Regions from separate parts of the Mus musculus genome. Here region 2 is linked to region 1. The links are chromatin loops, found by intact Hi-C in ENCODE. Cell type or tissue: left cerebral cortex. All regions are shown on one strand.

Region 1 (8,000 bases):
CAATCCATCCTGCTGCGGATCCATCCTTTATCTTTATTCTGTTAGACATTTGAGTGCTGAGACCTACAGGTCGGCTTCCTTAGTCCTGCTAAGAGGTACCTGCCTGCATAGAGGCACCATTTGTTTTAAGGGGCAGCTTTACCAGGTCTGCCTGCCTTCCACACAGAAAGCAGGTATATAAAATGTTGACTAAAAGAATGCCAAGAGAGCAAACAGTTTGAACTGGTAATGGGTTCTCCATGGTTTTGTTTATGATGCCAAGCTAAAAGCCTGGGGCGAGAAAGAAATATTTATGTTTCTGTGTATTTGGGTGCCAGCAGGGTTGTGGAAATTCCGGGACAAGCTTTTTGGTCAGTGTCTCCAACTCTCCTCCATGGGCTGCTCTTAAGCCCCTGATCCATTTCCTGTTTGATTATGTGTTTGCAGGCTCAGTGTCAGGCCAGGAATTGGAGGTGTCCGGTCTCGAGTTGGAATCCAGCATAGTCTTGTTAACCAGCCAGCTCGCACAGCCACCTTCCAGCAGAGATTTGACGCCCGACAGAAGATTGGGCTCTCAGATGCTCGGCTCAAGCTGGGTGTCAAAGATGCCCGGGAAAAGCTTTTGCAGAAAGACGCCCGGTTTCGGATCAAAGGGAAAGTACAGGATGCCAGGGAGATGCTGAACTCACGAAAGCAGCAGGGCACTGTGCCCCAGAAGCCCCGCCAGGTGGCTGATGCCCGGGAGAAGATCAGCTTGAAGAGGAGATCCCCTGCTGCGTTCACAAGCCCGCCCATTGGGACTGTAACCCCAGCTCTGAAGCTCACCAAAACTATCCAGGTAGGTTGTGGCTCCCCTCCAGCGTCTCCAGAAACCTGGGGAGAAGGCTAGAAGTATGCAGGGAAATTTGGGGAATGGCAAAATGCAGTTTGTTCCAGATGTTGGTCCAGCACATTCCGACTTCAGAAAGGCATTTCGGACAGTCTGTGGAGCACGGGGTGTTGTCTTTCAAAGAAGAGGTCCAAAAGAATGAACTGACTTTGCAAAGTGAGACCAAAGTAGAGAAAAATGTAGTGTTACTACTTCAGTTTTATAAAAGAGAGTAAGAAATGGGAAGTAATGCATTTGACATTACTCAGTCAGCCAGTCAGTCGCAGGACCAGGGTCGGAGCCCAGGAGATCTGACTGCTTGTGCAGTGCCCTGGCCACCCCAGACAACCACCACTCAGGAGGAAAGGAAACTGCAAAGCTAACTGTGTAAGTTTTGTTCACTGAGCCAAGTTCATTGAGCTCTTCAGGTCCGTTACTGCATGACCTTTGCTGATAGCTGTTTACACCAAAGTATTTTAAATTCGTTGACCTACGTAGCGTGCACATGAACCCTCTGGGATGGATTGTGACTACTGGATGTTCCTAGGTTCCACAGCAAAAGGCCATGGTGCCACTTCATGCCCATCCTGCTGGAATGAGGATCAATGTTGTCAATAACCACCAGGCTAAACAGGTAGAATGAGTGTGTCTGGTACCCACGTGGGGGTCTGTATGCATGCATTTTGCTTGACGAGATCTGTTAGGGTAGATCGGCTGAGGACTGGCCTGAGGCTCCTATTTCAAAGTACCAGAAGGTTTTCACCTTGGAATTTGTGAGCTTTAAGAAGAAATTTGTGCCGGGCTTGGTGGCACATGCCTTTAATCCCAGCACTCAGGAGGCAGAGGCAGGCAGATTTCTGAGTTCCAGGACAGCCAGGGCTATACAGAGAAACCCTGTCTCGGGAAAAAAAAAGAAGAAGAAGAAGAAGAAATTTGTGCTAGCTGTGATGACGCACACACTTAATCCTAGAGCTTGGGGAGCAGAGGCAGGTGATGCTCTATGAGTCTGAGACCAGCCTGATCTACATAGTGAGATGCTACTGCAGAAAAAGAAGCAGAGGCCCTTTAGAAGACATGATGATGGTTCATACGTGTAAGCTCAGTACTTGGAAGTTGGCTCAGAGCTCATTCATTTGAGACCTACCTAGGCCATATAGTGATTTCAGGACCGCCTGGGCTACAGAAAGAGACCTTGTTTTAAAAAAAGAAACTTCTTAATCCAGGCATGGTGTATGTATAATCAGGGAGGCAGAGCCAGGAGGGTCACAATGTCTACAACAGCCTCAGCTACATACATAGGGAGACCTTGTCTCCAAAAAGAAACTTTTTTAAAAAAAGATTTATTTATTTTATATATGTGAGTACACTGTCACAGATCCCATTACAGATGGTTGTGAGCCACCATGTGCTTGCTGGGACTTGAACTCAGAACCTCTGGAAGAGCAGTCAGTGCTTTTAACCGCTGAGCCATCTCTCATGTAGTCAGGCTGGTTTCTAGTTCATTATGAACATCATTCGATATTCCTGCCTCCACCTTCCTGGTACGTTGTGTTGCCGATGAAACCAGAGCTTTGTGTTTTACCGTCTAAGCAGCTACTCCAGCCTCTGAGAGGAAACTTGTTGTTGAGAGAGGAGAGGCATAAAGGGCAGTAGAAGACAGGAAAATCAAATAGTGATTTATAAACACTGCATGTGTCTAATGGGGAAAACACCCTCATGTGCCTGTCCACCAAGCAGGCACTACTGAAACTCTGCTGGAGCTTCCTGTGCTGGGAATGTGCTGGGCCTTCCGGTCCTGGACGAGTACTGGACCACTGACCCACTCCTCCAGTCTTCCTGGTTTTTCCTTTGTTGCTGCTACTCTTTGTTTAATACCTTGGTAGGATTGAGAGTATATTCTCACCCAATTTTTTAATGTTCCTTTTTTTTTTCTTAAGAATTTGTTTCAAATTTATAGTAACATGTTTAGCAACTGGCTAATCTTCTGAGTTGACATTTTTCCTTCCAGAAATACTATACTGTGAACATCTTTGGGATAAAACTCTTTTGTAGGGTTTAGGTTTACTCCAACAGACCAGACTGTGGGATGACTTTCTAAGCCAATTGATACAGTCTTGTACTTCACAGCGACATTGTACTCAGTGATAGACTGTCTACAGAGGCATATACCAGACTAGCTATGCAAAGCTCTATTATCTTATCATCTAGGTTTGTGTACGTAGTATAAGTATACTTTGTTATCTATTCACAATGACTTCCTTCCTCAGACTATGTCTCTGACTGAATATAAAATGTTGTAGAGTTTCTGGATATACATTTGCTACTTATAAAAAGGTATTTCTGGCCATATGCTTGGGAGGCTGGGGACAGGAGGATTTAGTTTCAGGCCAGCTGGGCTACATGGATGTTTTACCAAAAAGGAATTTCTGAGCTCCTGTACATAGAAGTAGTTTTTAGCAGGTGTTATTGGTCTGTGGTAGGAGTCCCCGTGAAGCCTTTGGTCACACGTCTCTCGACCCCTGTACTCGTGTGTCGCACTCCTTCCTACGTCCTTGTTCATTTAGCAGCCATTGCTCTGCTCTTGGTTGAGATGTGTGTTGAGGGCCTGCATGCTGTCTTAGCATTTATCCAGCTGATGGATTTGTTTATTTCCGGGTGCTAGGGATCACTGAGCAATATTCCCTAGCCCAGCTACTGTTTGTTTCCTCTCAGAACTTGTATGACCTGGATGAAGATGATGACATTGTGGTGCCTGTCCCTCCCAAGCAGATGAAGTTTGCAGCCACGGGCAGCCTTGTTCACCACATGGTATGCCGATTTTTTTCTTTCTCTTGCTGCATCAGATTAAGTGGACGGATGGGTGAGGTTGTGGACAGGCCTCTCATTAATTTGGGCTATAAGCTTTTTAGAGCTGTAACTAGCCAGCTCCTTGATTTAACATTGCTAATACTGGGGTGTCAAGGTCCTATGCAGTGACAATGAAGAGCTGCAGTCCCAGGGGCTGGTTTGAATCACTTGAAGGAAATTGTGTCTTAGTCCATTTTCTGCTACTGTAACAGTACAGCAGCTAGGTAAACTGTAAGCAGTGTAAGTTTACCAGGAAGTCAAGAAAGTTGGCTGCATCAGTTAAGGGTCTTGTCAGACATCATGCAGAGAAGTGAGAAAGCTGAGTCTGGGAGCCTGAGGAAGCTCCTGCTGCAGACTCAGCTCTGGCCAGGATCCCAACGGTAATGCAATCTCCTGGGTACTGAATAAGGCCTGACAGTGCTCGTGACGTTGAATGATGCCAGCTCATTTACTTACAGTAAGGAGACGATTTGGGTCTCCCTGTCTATGCTGGCTTAGTCCATTGCTTATTCCAGGTGGGAAAACAGTGCTTAAAGTAATTCATTTACGATCGCTGCTGCTTCTCAATGGCATGGGTTTCTTCTTACGATAAGGAGGCAGCACATAGAGGGTAGATGAACCTGTTCAACATTACCCAGCTTGTACATGGAGTTGTACCCAAGTAGTACATGGAGTTGTTGAGCTAGATCAGCATGGCTCCCAGGACATTGTCCTGGCTCTTGAGACACAGGAAGTGGCTTGAGAGAGTGGAGTTTGCCATGGGGAAGATGCTTCAGCCAGAGTAGCAGAAGTATGGTGAAGTGACCCTGCTGCGTTCTCTCTACTTCTCTGGCTATGGCATCCCTCCTTTCTTCCTGTTCAGTTGACAGCAAACCTAAGTCAGCAAAACCACTGCTGCTTTAGTTCCCGCGTCTTTCTAGACAAGTCAGTATGAGGAGTTTGTTTCCAAGGGACCAGACCCTCAGCTCTGGAGGGGCTGATTCTGAGGTCTGTGTGTGCTAGGCTTCTTACAGGAAGCTGGAGCTACAGAGGCTCACTGTTCATGACCTTGCCAGGTCAGAGACCAAAAGCTAGGAGTTCTGTGTCTTCCTAAGAGTTCCTCGGGTCTGGAGAGATGGCTCAAAGGTTAAGACCACTGACTGCTCTTCGAAAGGACCTGGGTTCAGTTCTCAGCAACCGTATGACAGCTCACATCCATTTGTGACCCCAGTTCCAGGAGATCTGACAGATATAGCTACAAACAAAACACCAATGCACAGAAAAGAAAAATTAATCATTAAAAAAGAAAATACAAAGAGTTTTGTGTTCAGTCATCTGCCAGCTGATAGCCCTTCCATGGCGTTAGACACTTGTGGAGCAGTGAGCTTGACCTCAGGCTTTTGGCCTTTGACCAGCTGTAAATGAGCCTGTGGCTGTTGAGTCTCAGGTCACATCCATGATGACAAGTCAAGCAGGAACAGTTTATTTGCCGCAGGCTGATCAATTAGAGAAGTGGCCAGACCCTCAGCAGGTAGCACACAGGCCTTTTAAGCCATAAAACTGAAGCAGGAAAAAAGGGCAGTAGGGACAACTTGACCTTTATGATGATTGGTTGTATCTATGTCAGCAAGTAACTAATTGGTCCTGGCTAACTCCAGGTTTATCTGGGAAGGGTGGGTGGGTGGGGTCCGGGACAAGTTATTTACTAAAACTAAGTAAGGCAGGGGGCGAATGGAGGAGGGAAGGGTGGAGTTACCTTGGTCCTTTCTTGGCTGTCTGTATGAAATTCTCTTGCTCTCCCTAGTAGTGGCATTGCTGGCTAGTGTACTGGCCGCCTTACCCTAAGTGCTTGGACTGAGGCTTTGGGGGTCTAGCATTTGCTTGTTTTTAGCTCGTCACACAGTGGCCTGTATCACTGGTCTCTCAGACTCTTCTTCCTGTTTGTGCAGACTGGACTGAGCAGTTCCAAGCTGTCCATGTCCAAGGCCCTCCCTCTCACAAAAGTGGTCCAGAATGATGCCTACACCGCTCCTGTTCTCCCCTCCTCTGTTCGAACCAAAGCCTTGACCAGCATGTCCCGGACGCTGGTGAACAAGGAGGAGCCTCCCAAAGAGCTGCCGCCTGCTGAGGTAAGGGGAAAGCTACAGCTACGTGTTGGCCTGTGTTGGGTGTCAGTGTACCCTAGAGGGTCTTCAGAACACTCTATGACGTGGATGTTACCTCCCCTTTCTGCAATGAATAAACCAGCGAGCTTGCTGATCTTCGGTGAGCTTGCTGGGCAGTGAGGACCCTGGTAGAGAGAGCACACTACATGGCATGAGGGTCCCAGGAGAGAGTACTGAGAACCAGGAGGAGATGGTGTCTTGGGTCTCTCAGGAATTTAAGCCTACACCATTTGTTCTGACTGGGTCTAGAAGCAAGGAAAGCATTCTGTGCGGAAGCTTGGGGTGAAGGGTCTGGATCCCCTAAGAAAGGAGCAGGAGTCTCCTGGCCTGCACTGTCCAGGGTGTGATGGATGCACTCCGAATGGGTTTCTGCTGTGCCTTCCTGGCCAGTTGTCTGGGGTGAGTTTTGTGGGGTGCGTGCTACTTTCTGACTCTGTTCGTGCTTGTCGCTGGCAGCCTGTGCTTAGCCCCTTGGAAGGCACCAAGATGACCGTGAATAATCTGCACCCCCGAGTCACAGAGGAGGACATAGTTGTAAGTACCGTCATGGGCACCTGACCTTTTAGTCACAGGCTGCTTCTGTGGGATAAGTTCCTAGGACCATGGCAGGTCATGATTTGCTGGAACTCAAAGGATGCTCATGTTCAGGGTAGGGCTTTTGGTTTGGTTTGGTTTTGGTTTGGTTTTTCCAGACACTGTTTCTCTGTGTAACTGGCTACCCTGGACTCACTTTGTAGATCTGGCTGGCCCTGAACTCACAGACCTCCGCCTGCCTCACTACTCCCAGCTCAGGTTTAAGTTCTGATTTGCTACTCTCATCCATTTTCACGTGGTATACTCTCTGTGGCCTCTGCCTCCCCTGTCACAAAGATGTGGTGACTACATATGAAGACCACATGTACAGAGCACTCCTTCAAAGATGAGTTCAGTTGAAGCCGGGTGTGTAGTTCACACTTGTACTTAATGCCATACTTCATCCCAAAGGCTGTGGCAGGAAGCCAGCTAGGAGGGGACACAGCCTGAGAGCAGAAGGCAACACCCATTGGCCACCTGTCTCTTATTTGCTAGGATTCTCCTGATTTTAGTGCTCAGTCTCATGCCATGTCCTGGGAACCCCTTCATCAGGCAACCTTGACTGTCAGTCATCCAGAGTAGGACACCAGCATCCATAGTTGCAAGTCTCCCTCTCCATGATGCACTAGCCACTGCCTTTCCCCGTCATTCTGTGGGTCTATCTCAGAGGTCTCTGAAAACCTTTTGATAAGCCTGGACCCAGTTCTAGCACAGAGCTCTGACAGTCCATAAGTATTATCACTGTGGAACTGCACAGGGAGAACTTGGGGCAGGGCACTTTGTGGGCGGTCCCTTGTACTGCAGGTGAAGAAGACCTGCAGCCAAGGACCCACCCTGAAACCCTGGGTGTGCCGCTGCAGTGCAGTCTTTGGAGAGTGAGCGGCAAGTGGTCTGCATGTCCCTCCCAACCTCACGTGTCCTTTGCAGGAGCTTTTCTGTGTGTGTGGCGCTCTCAAGCGGGCTCGACTGGTCCATCCTGGGGTAGCAGAAGTTGTCTTCGTGAAGAAGGATGACGCCATCACTGCTTATAAGAAGTACAATAACCGATGTCTGGATGGTAGGTTAGGGGAGGCTACCATCACGCTCCCCTCTGTTTTAAAGCAGTGAGCTTTTGGGGTAAACTATCCTCAACATTGGTACAAAGACGTCTTGGGGAACTCACCCTACTAGGGCTTCTGGATACCAGGAAGAGGCAGTGCTGTGCACTCTCTGAGTAGTGTGTCTCAGTGGATGAGTCTCTTAAAGGGTCTGGTTGGGAAAGCCGATTGCCATAGCTCTCCCTTCACATGTGGGCGGGCTTGCGGTCTCAGAGGCCGGGAGTCTTGGCTTCTGGGGAAGATCTACCAGTGAATACACAGCTTCTTATTTAATCTCAAGCTCCACAGTTGGGAGCCCTGGGCCATGCTCCTTTTTCGCTTGCTCATTATGAGTGTGCTGTGGGCCTGCTGAGGACCAGGGCTCTGTACTAGAAGCAAGGAAGGAGAGAAAAGCAAAGATGGTTTACATTCCCCTGTTGGCTGGTGGTGTTGACCATGTTTTGTGTGCTTACCTGCTGAATGCGTCTGCTAGAGAAATGTCTATTCTTTGCT
Region 2 (8,000 bases), 860 kb after region 1:
CTGTGTGGGGGGAGGGGACTGACTAATGTGTCAGCGCACAGGTCTCTTACTGGTTGTAGGTGGTCTGGTACCCGAGCTCGAGCTCGGAGTTCATGCTGTGCGTGTGTGTGCGTGCCCTGCTGTGCCCCAGCGGAGGCTTTCCCTAAGCATCTGGGTCTCCATACCTCCCCAAGCTTCTCTGTGGGCTTTTGCCCGAGACTATGCTTCCAAGTGTGTGCCACCGGGTGTGCGTGCGTCCATGCATATGTCACACTGCACGTGGGGTCCTCAGCACAGCAAACCCTCCCTTTGGTAGGGCTTGGGGCCGCAGCCTCCTCCAGGCCGATGCCAAGCGCCCAGGCGACAGCCCTACCTTTGGACATGAATCCTCCTTTGTCTCGGGTCCTCCGGGAGATGCTCAGGGCGCGGGGCTGCAAGGCTGAGCCGGGCGCGGGCTCTCCCTGGGCCAAGCGGCCCCTGCAGCCGGGCCTCGCCCCTCGGCGCCGTACCGCCTACCCGCCCGACCCGCCACCCGGCCGCGCCGCCCCTGCGCCCCGCGCCCGCCCGGGACCTCGCCTCCGCTCGCTCGGCGCCGCGCCGCCCCTGCCCGCGCGCACCGATGCCGCCGCTGCCACCGGCACCACGTGACCCGCGCGCAGGCCAGCCTCGCCGAGGGCCCCTCCCCTTCCCGCAGCTCCCGCGCCAGCACGAGGGAGCGGGTGCCGGAGCTGGGGATGCTCGGCCGGGTAAGGTGCCTGTATCCCAGTCCTTGTCTGTCTCCTTAGAGCCTATCCCTAGCCCCTTACCAGGTCCAGGGCGCAGGAGGCTGGTGGCAGCTGCCGGCGACCGTGCGCGTGCGTGAGTCACGCGGTGATTGGGATATTGCGCTGGATCGCCGCGGTTCTGCCCAGGCGCGGTTGCTGACTGAGCTCCGAATCAAGAGAACTGGGTTCCAGACCCAGCTCCCAGCCTAGGTGCTGAACCCTATAACCCTGAACTTCCCTGAGCCTCTCTTACCCACCCAAAAAGTCTTTGATGCATTGCTAGTTGATCAACCCTGAGAACACAGAACTGAGGATGACCAAACCTCCTTGACCTTAAAGCTTATGGATGTTAATAGAGAAAACAGAAAGTTGGTTCGCACGGGTGCTAGGGCATCATGGAGATATAATGGAAGATTTGGGACAGGTGAGGGCCAATGGAAAGGCAAATGGAGAAGAGAGGAAAAGAATAAAGGGGCGTTTTCCGTGAAGGGCAACGCGGGCAGGGAAGCCCGGAGTGGGTAGAGCGCTGTGTGTAAGAGAACACTCAAAACGTGAACCTGGTCTGAGGCAAGAAAGATGGCAGACAAGGGTTGCCCCATCTAAGAGAGTGGAGAGGCAGGCTGCACAGTGGGGTTAGGGGTGGGGATAGTGAGACTTTTTTTTACCTTCTGCCATCAAATAACTAAGTGCCTGTCGCAGCTTTGTAGAGGAGGGAAGAAGCAGAAGTATACATAGTAGCGACAGCTGCGAGGTGTGGCTGTGCACGCCTTTAATCCCCAGCAGAGGTTAGAGCGCTCTGTGGGTTGAAACCAGCCTAATCTACATACATAGTTCCAGGACAGCCAGGGCTGCATAGAAACTATATATGTATATTTGTATGTACAGTTTACACATATATGGTGTTTGAAACCAGCCTAATCTACATAGTTATAGTGAGTTCCAGGACAGCAACATGGTCAAGGACAGAGACGGTACATAAGTCAAATTGGGAATAGACTGAATGGGATGGAGAAGAAAATGAGGAAGACTGGTTACCTGGGAATCCCATCACCATGGTTCCTGCAGCTGAGCAAGATGGGGGAGGGCAGCAGCTGGTTCTAGAAGAAAAGGGCTCCCTGCCTCTGGACATGTCCTGGAGATACCCAGGGGGAGTAGTCCAGCAGAGTTCAGGAGAGAGAGCTGAGCTGAAGCTGGAGAGCTGGGGTTACACCGCAAAGAGTGAAAACGGAGGCCGCATGCACAGTGGGATAGGAGAGGCTCTGACGAGCCGAGGACTCAGCTCACGAATTGGACTGGATATTTCCCAAGCCTTTCTCCTGACCCAGAATCTGAGCTGAGACATCCATAGAATTTCTAGCCCTTGTGCTGACCTGTTTATAGACATGTATAGGATTTACACACACACACACACACACACACACCTCCAACTTTAAAGAGCTGGAGCCAAGACTTCCAGGTAAGGCTGGCTGTGAACGTTATCCTTCCACCTTTACCTCCCAGTCACTGACATTCCTTTTAAGTAGCAATTCTGTGTTTTTGCTCATTAGCCTTTTTTTGCGGGGTGGGTGGGGAGATGTCCAGAGAGGGTTTCTCTGTGTAGCACTAGCCATCCCAGAACCTGCTCTGTAGACCAGGGAGGCCTCGAGCTCAGATAGACTTTCCTTAAAGCTGGAATCATCTACAAATCACCCAATTATCCTGACTTTTTAGAGAACTAAGAAACAAGCATAGAGCCAGGCGTGGTGGTGCATGCCTTTAATCCCAGCACTCAGGAGGCAGAGGCAGGCGGATTTCTAAGTTTGAGGCCAGCCTGGTCTACAAAGTGAGTTCCAGGACAGCCAGGGGTATACAGAGAAACCCTGTCTCAAAAAAAAAAAAAAAGAGGAGGAGGAGGAGGAGGAAGGGGAGGAAGAAGAAGAAGAAGAAGAAGAAGAAGAAGAAGAAGAAGAAGAAGAAGAAGAAGAAGAAGAAGAAGAAGAAGCAGCAGCAGCAGCAGCAGCAGCAGCGGCAGCAGCAAGCATAGATCCTGGTCAAGAAGGGGACTTAGCATATCCTCAGCTGTGAGCCTTCCTCCTGACAGTGTCCTTCAGCCCCTCAACCCCTGCCCCCTTTTCTGCCACCTATTCAATTCTGACCAGAGAGCCCCCACTCTCTTTCATAACCTGGTGAGCTGGATGCATCCCTGCTCACCCACCAGCAGATCTTCCCCCAACCAAGCTCTTGCATTTACCTTTGGGTTCTGGGGCCAGGTCCAGCGAGGTGGGTTCCTTGAGGCTGTCTGTGGAAGCACCCACAGCTCCATGGTCCTGGGCTGGGTCTGTGCTTCTGCTCGGCTTTTGAGGAGAGGTAGCATAGGTAACCGTGTCTCTGATAGTCCCATTGTTGACAGTGTGTGGCTTGGTCTCACTACTGGCTGGGTCTGGGCAGACCAGCACAACTGAATCCATGGCTGTACCTAGTCTGCTTGTCTCCAGTGCAGGAGAATCTGTCATTGTGTCCGGCCTGCCTACGGTGGCTCTGGCCAAAGCTTTGACTGTGTCCAACCTGGTTATGCCCTGCTTGGCCTCATCCGATGTTGGCAAAGCCACGTTTGAGTTCCCCGTGGTCAAAAGCTTGACACTTTCCTGCTTGTCTGATGCTGCAGTTACCAAATTCGGAACCTGGCCTGACTTGGTTGTCACTGCTCTAGCTAAATCCCTGGCTGTGCCTGCTGCAATTGAGTCTGTCACTTTTCCTGACTTGGATACTACAGGTAAGTTGGTGGCCAGGTCCATCCTGGCATCCAGAACAGGAAGCTCTGCGCTTCTGACCAGTCTGGACTGGTTTAGTGTAGGCATATTGATAGCCAATTCCGGTCTGTGGAGAGCCACTGTGCCTATATGTCTGGCTTTATCTAGTTTTGTGCTCACAACAGACACATTTGCAGCCGAGGTAGCCCTTTGGAGGTATGCTCGGGATCTGGGAATACCCCTGGGCCTGCACTTGCCTCTTCCTGGAGAGGCTCTGGAAGGGACTTGTCCCATGGGACCTGGCCCCGGGAGGCTTGACGAACTCTGAATGAACTGAGCTTGGAAAGGTAAAGTCAGGCATGAAGACACCAGAGGTTTATTCCCTGTGGGTGTTCTGCTGGCTTTGGTAAGTTCTGGGTTCCCATGGCCTTCAGAGGAGGTCCTGACCTGTGGCACATGAGCCATGAGTGGCAAACTTGAAGCAGACAGCCTCCCTTCTCTGTGGGTGACAGCCTCCTTGTGCAAACTGGGCAATTCTTCCCAATGAGAAAGTGAGGCATCTAAGGGCCGCGTTTGGACATTCTGGTGTATTGTTAAGGAAATAGAGCTGAGTTTCCTGGGCATAAAGCTATTGGGAGGCATGGAACTCAGGGACCCCGTGGCAGTGCCCTGTTGGGACATACTACAGGCCCTGGATCTAATGCTTGGCTGTTTGGAATTCTCTAGGACACTGCTTTGGGGGAAGGCATCCAAACGCCCAGTCTTCTTGATGACAGGGATGAGGGGGGACACATCTGCAGTGAGCTTTTGGTGGGTGTGGTGCCCCAGCATGTGGCTGTGAGAGAAAGATGTTCTGGGGCCTGGAGCCCTGTGTGGCTGCATCTCCGGAGGAGCAGGTGCGAAGGCGTGGTTCATCCAGGCTGTCCAGCTTTCCCTAAGGCAATCACAAGGGAGGAGGGAGGGACAAGGACAAAGTCTCAGCTCTCAACCAGCAGGTGGCGCTGCCAGCCTGAGGGAACCTAGCGTGAGGGCCTTAGGGGAGTTTGTGTTTTCCTATGGCCCAACAGCTTCCACCTGCTGCAGATTGACACACACCTCATACAGCTGCCCAGTCTGCAGCCACATTATAGGCACTGCCATCAAACAACTTGCCCCTGACATCAGAGAACCCAGCATGGAGTTTAGCTGTCTCTTTTCCCTGGTTCCGGAGGGTGGATGCTCTCCCTGGACAGCTCTGTGGAGGTTACATATGAATTCAAGGACTCTGGAGGAAGGCAATCTTGCCTGTCTCTTGCAGAAACCACCATAGCAATGAAAACAAGAGTCCAGGTATCTGGGTCAGAGACTGTGGGATGTCCAGGTGGCCTGAGAACAGAGTCTGAACCGGGAGTCCCTGCACCCCACTAGGAAAGAGCCCCTGAGCTGGAGTATTGCTGGTGAGAGACATTTGGGGGAAGCCTGAATAGGGTGGATGTCAGCTGAAGGAAACTGTGCCTGGCATCAGGCAGCTCCTAAGGACAGCCCACAGATGAGAAGGGAGAGCCTCCTTTTGAAAGCCCCAGCACAGGACTTCCAGGCTCTGCTTGGCAGAGTAGAGATAAGGCTGAAGGTGAACAGGGTCCAGGAGAGGCTGCAAAGCTGTTCGGGTCCTGCAAGATAACTTGATGCTCGCTGCTCTTAGGAACAACCATTTCAAAGACAGCTTGAAAGGGGAAATGTTGGGAACGGATCTGAGAGTACTGGATCCGTGGGGCGTGACTGAAGGACTCTGAGGTCTGGGCAGTGGGTCAGGGATGAGGTTGGAAAAGGCTGCCTGGGGGCAGGGAGTTGAGAGAAAAGGGGGTCCCCAGCTCGATGATCCAGTGTTGACAGGTGACAGGTTGACAGGTAGTCGAACCATACTCCCCAAGGTGGTCTCCAGGGTCCCCAGGGGGCTGACTGGTGCTGCCTCTGGGACAAAGTTATCTCCATTACTTTCAACACCACAGGCCAAGACTGGCCGGGGGGGGGGGGGGGAGGGCAGGGGAGAGGCGGGGGAGGTGAGGGCTGCCAGTAGAGAGTGGTATCGCATCCGTCTCTCTGAAGTTTGGAACAGGAGAAGCAGGATGCAAGGGGGCTCTTGTTCTGCCTTAAGGGATGGCTTTAGCCTATCATCTCTGGCCATGTATTTCTCTCAACTGTCCAGCCTCTCTGCCTCTTCTCCATTAGGCATATCCCTGCCGCCCTGACCTCTCTTGCCCACTGTTCCCACCACATGCACCTGGGCACACCGTGTTCACCCTTCGCTTAGCCACAGACCCAAGGACCAGAACTCCTGAGGTCACCTTGTTCTTGTGTCACTAGATCCTTGCCTCCTCAGTGAGCCCCGTGTCCTGTGAACACCTTGGTTCTACCCTCCCCACATACCCACACACACACACACACACACACACACACACAAACAGGCAGGCACACCTACCTGGATCAGAAGACAGAAAAGAAGCCGGTGGTTTTCAGTCAAGGAAGCTGACCTCTTGCAGACCCCACCCACTCCTCTGCACCCAGAGGCTAGCCATGTGGCCGGGCTCAGAGACCTCTCTTCTCTGGGTCCTCTCTTGAGCTTTCACTAAGCCTCCTGATCATAGTCCACTAGCTGAGGGCCCAGTTCTCCCCTGACCTGTCCCTCTCGCTGGACTGGGCTCCGGGCAGGGAGGCTCTGGCCTCTTGAGAGTGGGTGGCAGTGAATGGCTGCTCTGAGTCTCTGGAATCCTACAGAGCTATGGGCGTCAGCCAGCTGAGCTGCCCTATACGCGCAGAGCCACCTAGGGAGGGGATGGCACATAACCCATGTGTCCTTGTCTCCAAGACTGGACCCTTGAGAAGTGTCACCAGTAAGAGAGAACTGAGCTACTCCAACGGTGATGTCCCTGTTTGTCTCATGCCCTCCCACTTTCCCTCTGCAACCACCTAAGACTTTGCTGACCCCAGGGCCATCTGTGTCCATGCTCCTGCGGTTGTGCTTCATGTTGGGATTTCTGTGTATACAACTGTACCCTTCAAATCCATTCTCTGAGACCCATCCTGCTTCAGACAGATCCTCTGCTAAGTAAGACTCGGGGTATGAAGCTAGCCAGCCCCGGGCCAGACCTCAAAGAAATCCACAGACCTACCCCAGCTGTCTCTGGTGAGGCAGATCCTCAGCAGCCTGTGGCCACTGGGCTAAGAACCTTTTCCTGGGTTCCCCAGCACCAGGCTGCTCTGTCACATGATAGTATGAGAAGGACCGTGGTGGGAAGAGACGCCATTGGCTGGGTACTTACTCTGTGCCAGGGACTGAGCCAGGCTGGAGAAACTCAGAGTCTTCTGCCAAAGCCAGGCCCGTAAGCAGATGGGCACAGCATCTCAGCCACAGAGTGCAGGCCACAGACGTGCCCTAAACACTCACTCTGAGCCAGGAGCCAAGCCCAACGTTCTCTTGGCATGTCCTCGACCCATCATCTTGCCACTTCCTTTCTGCCATACCCCACAACACTGGGGGCTCTGGCCTGCTTTCCTGTGAGCTGCTCGCCTTGGCGAGTGAGCTTCTGGCCGGCCAATAGAACTTTCTGTGATAATGGAAATGTTCTATGTGTCCACTGTCCAATAAAATAGCCACCAGCCACAGGCGGCTCCCGAGCACTTACCACTATTCTATGATGACCAAGGACCTGGATTTTTTTTTTCAATTTTATTTCATTTGAATGTCCATCTACCATATTGGACAGCAAAGTCCTGAAAGACGCAGATCTTATCCTTCTCTGGGTCCCAGGGCCTAACAAGAATCACTCAGCATGTTTCTCACAGTGACTGAATGATGAACGTGTGGGCCCAGGATCCTCTTCTCTTCTCATCCCATTCTCATCCCTCTGAGCCTTAGGTTGCCATAGCTGGCTATGCCCTGGTTACCAGGCAACCTGCAAGCAATCACAGTGGAGGGGGAGGGGCGCTGTCTGAGTTCTTTCCCCTCCCTACATGTTTTGAGGCCCTGAGAAAAGAAAGAGGTGGCAAAATCAGCCTGGACACCCTGGGGAGCCGGCTCTGTAGGGCCTACACTGCCTTATTACCTCCTGGAGATCAAGCAGCTGGGTGGGGCTGAAGTCAGGGGCCCTGGGTTCTCCTTGCCTGACCACTCATTATAAGACTCCTGTCCAATAGGCCAGGAGGTGGTGGCACACACTTTTAATCCCAGCACTAGGAGGTAGAGGCCGGTATCAGTAAGTTCCAGAACAGCCAGGGCTTTACACAGAAATCCTGTCCCGGAAAAAAACAAGCAAACAAAAAAACCAAACCTAACAACAATAACAAAACCCTCCTAGTTCTCAGCTGTCTTCTCAGTTAGAGATTAGATGCCCTGAAGTGATTTCTTCCAGCCTGAAGATCTAGAATCCACCCCGCCTCCCTCCTTTCAGAGCAAGACCCGCGTCCCATCCATCTCTGTCTTTCGCCTGCTGGTCTGCCTCCTTTCCCTCCAGGGTTGACTGACCATCTCTGAGCAAACCTCTTGTCATTT

What was found. A loop is a pair of places that touch in the nucleus more often than their neighbours do. Peaks named below come from ENCODE experiments on the same cell type or tissue, not always from the same donor. Only the 100,000 strongest peaks of a DNase experiment are listed, where the experiment ranks them.
Region 2: a loop joins it to region 1, with 2.6 times the contacts of the local background. A loop is called at or near these places in 1 of 42 quality-filtered maps.

Annotation. Positions count from the first base shown.
Region 1 is chr15:83,130,949-83,138,948 of GRCm38, reverse strand. Poldip3 (polymerase (DNA-directed), delta interacting protein 3) reads left to right here. Exons shown (of 9, transcript NM_178627.4): 2 at 427-817; 3 at 1,395-1,481; 4 at 3,560-3,655; 5 at 5,623-5,802; 6 at 6,295-6,372; 7 at 7,339-7,468. Among named protein-coding and RNA genes, the nearest start is that of Rrp7a, 12 kb to the right of the region's middle. In left cerebral cortex, no CTCF peak of the experiment used is centred here; DNase peaks (open chromatin) are centred at 3,241 and 4,090.
Region 2 is chr15:82,267,839-82,275,838 of GRCm38, reverse strand. Septin3 (septin 3) reads right to left here and starts at 7,037. Exons shown (of 12, transcript NM_001368785.1): 1 at 6,772-7,037; 2 at 2,974-4,406. The coding sequence starts at 4,387. Gm52180 (a long non-coding RNA gene) reads left to right here and starts at 395. Exons shown (of 3, transcript XR_003951511.1): 1 at 395-725; 2 at 3,218-3,495. In left cerebral cortex, a CTCF peak has its summit at 4,462 (motif pointing right); DNase peaks (open chromatin) are centred at 185, 739, 4,446 and 7,412; H3K4me3 peaks cover 1,421 bases; H3K27ac peaks cover 1,184 bases.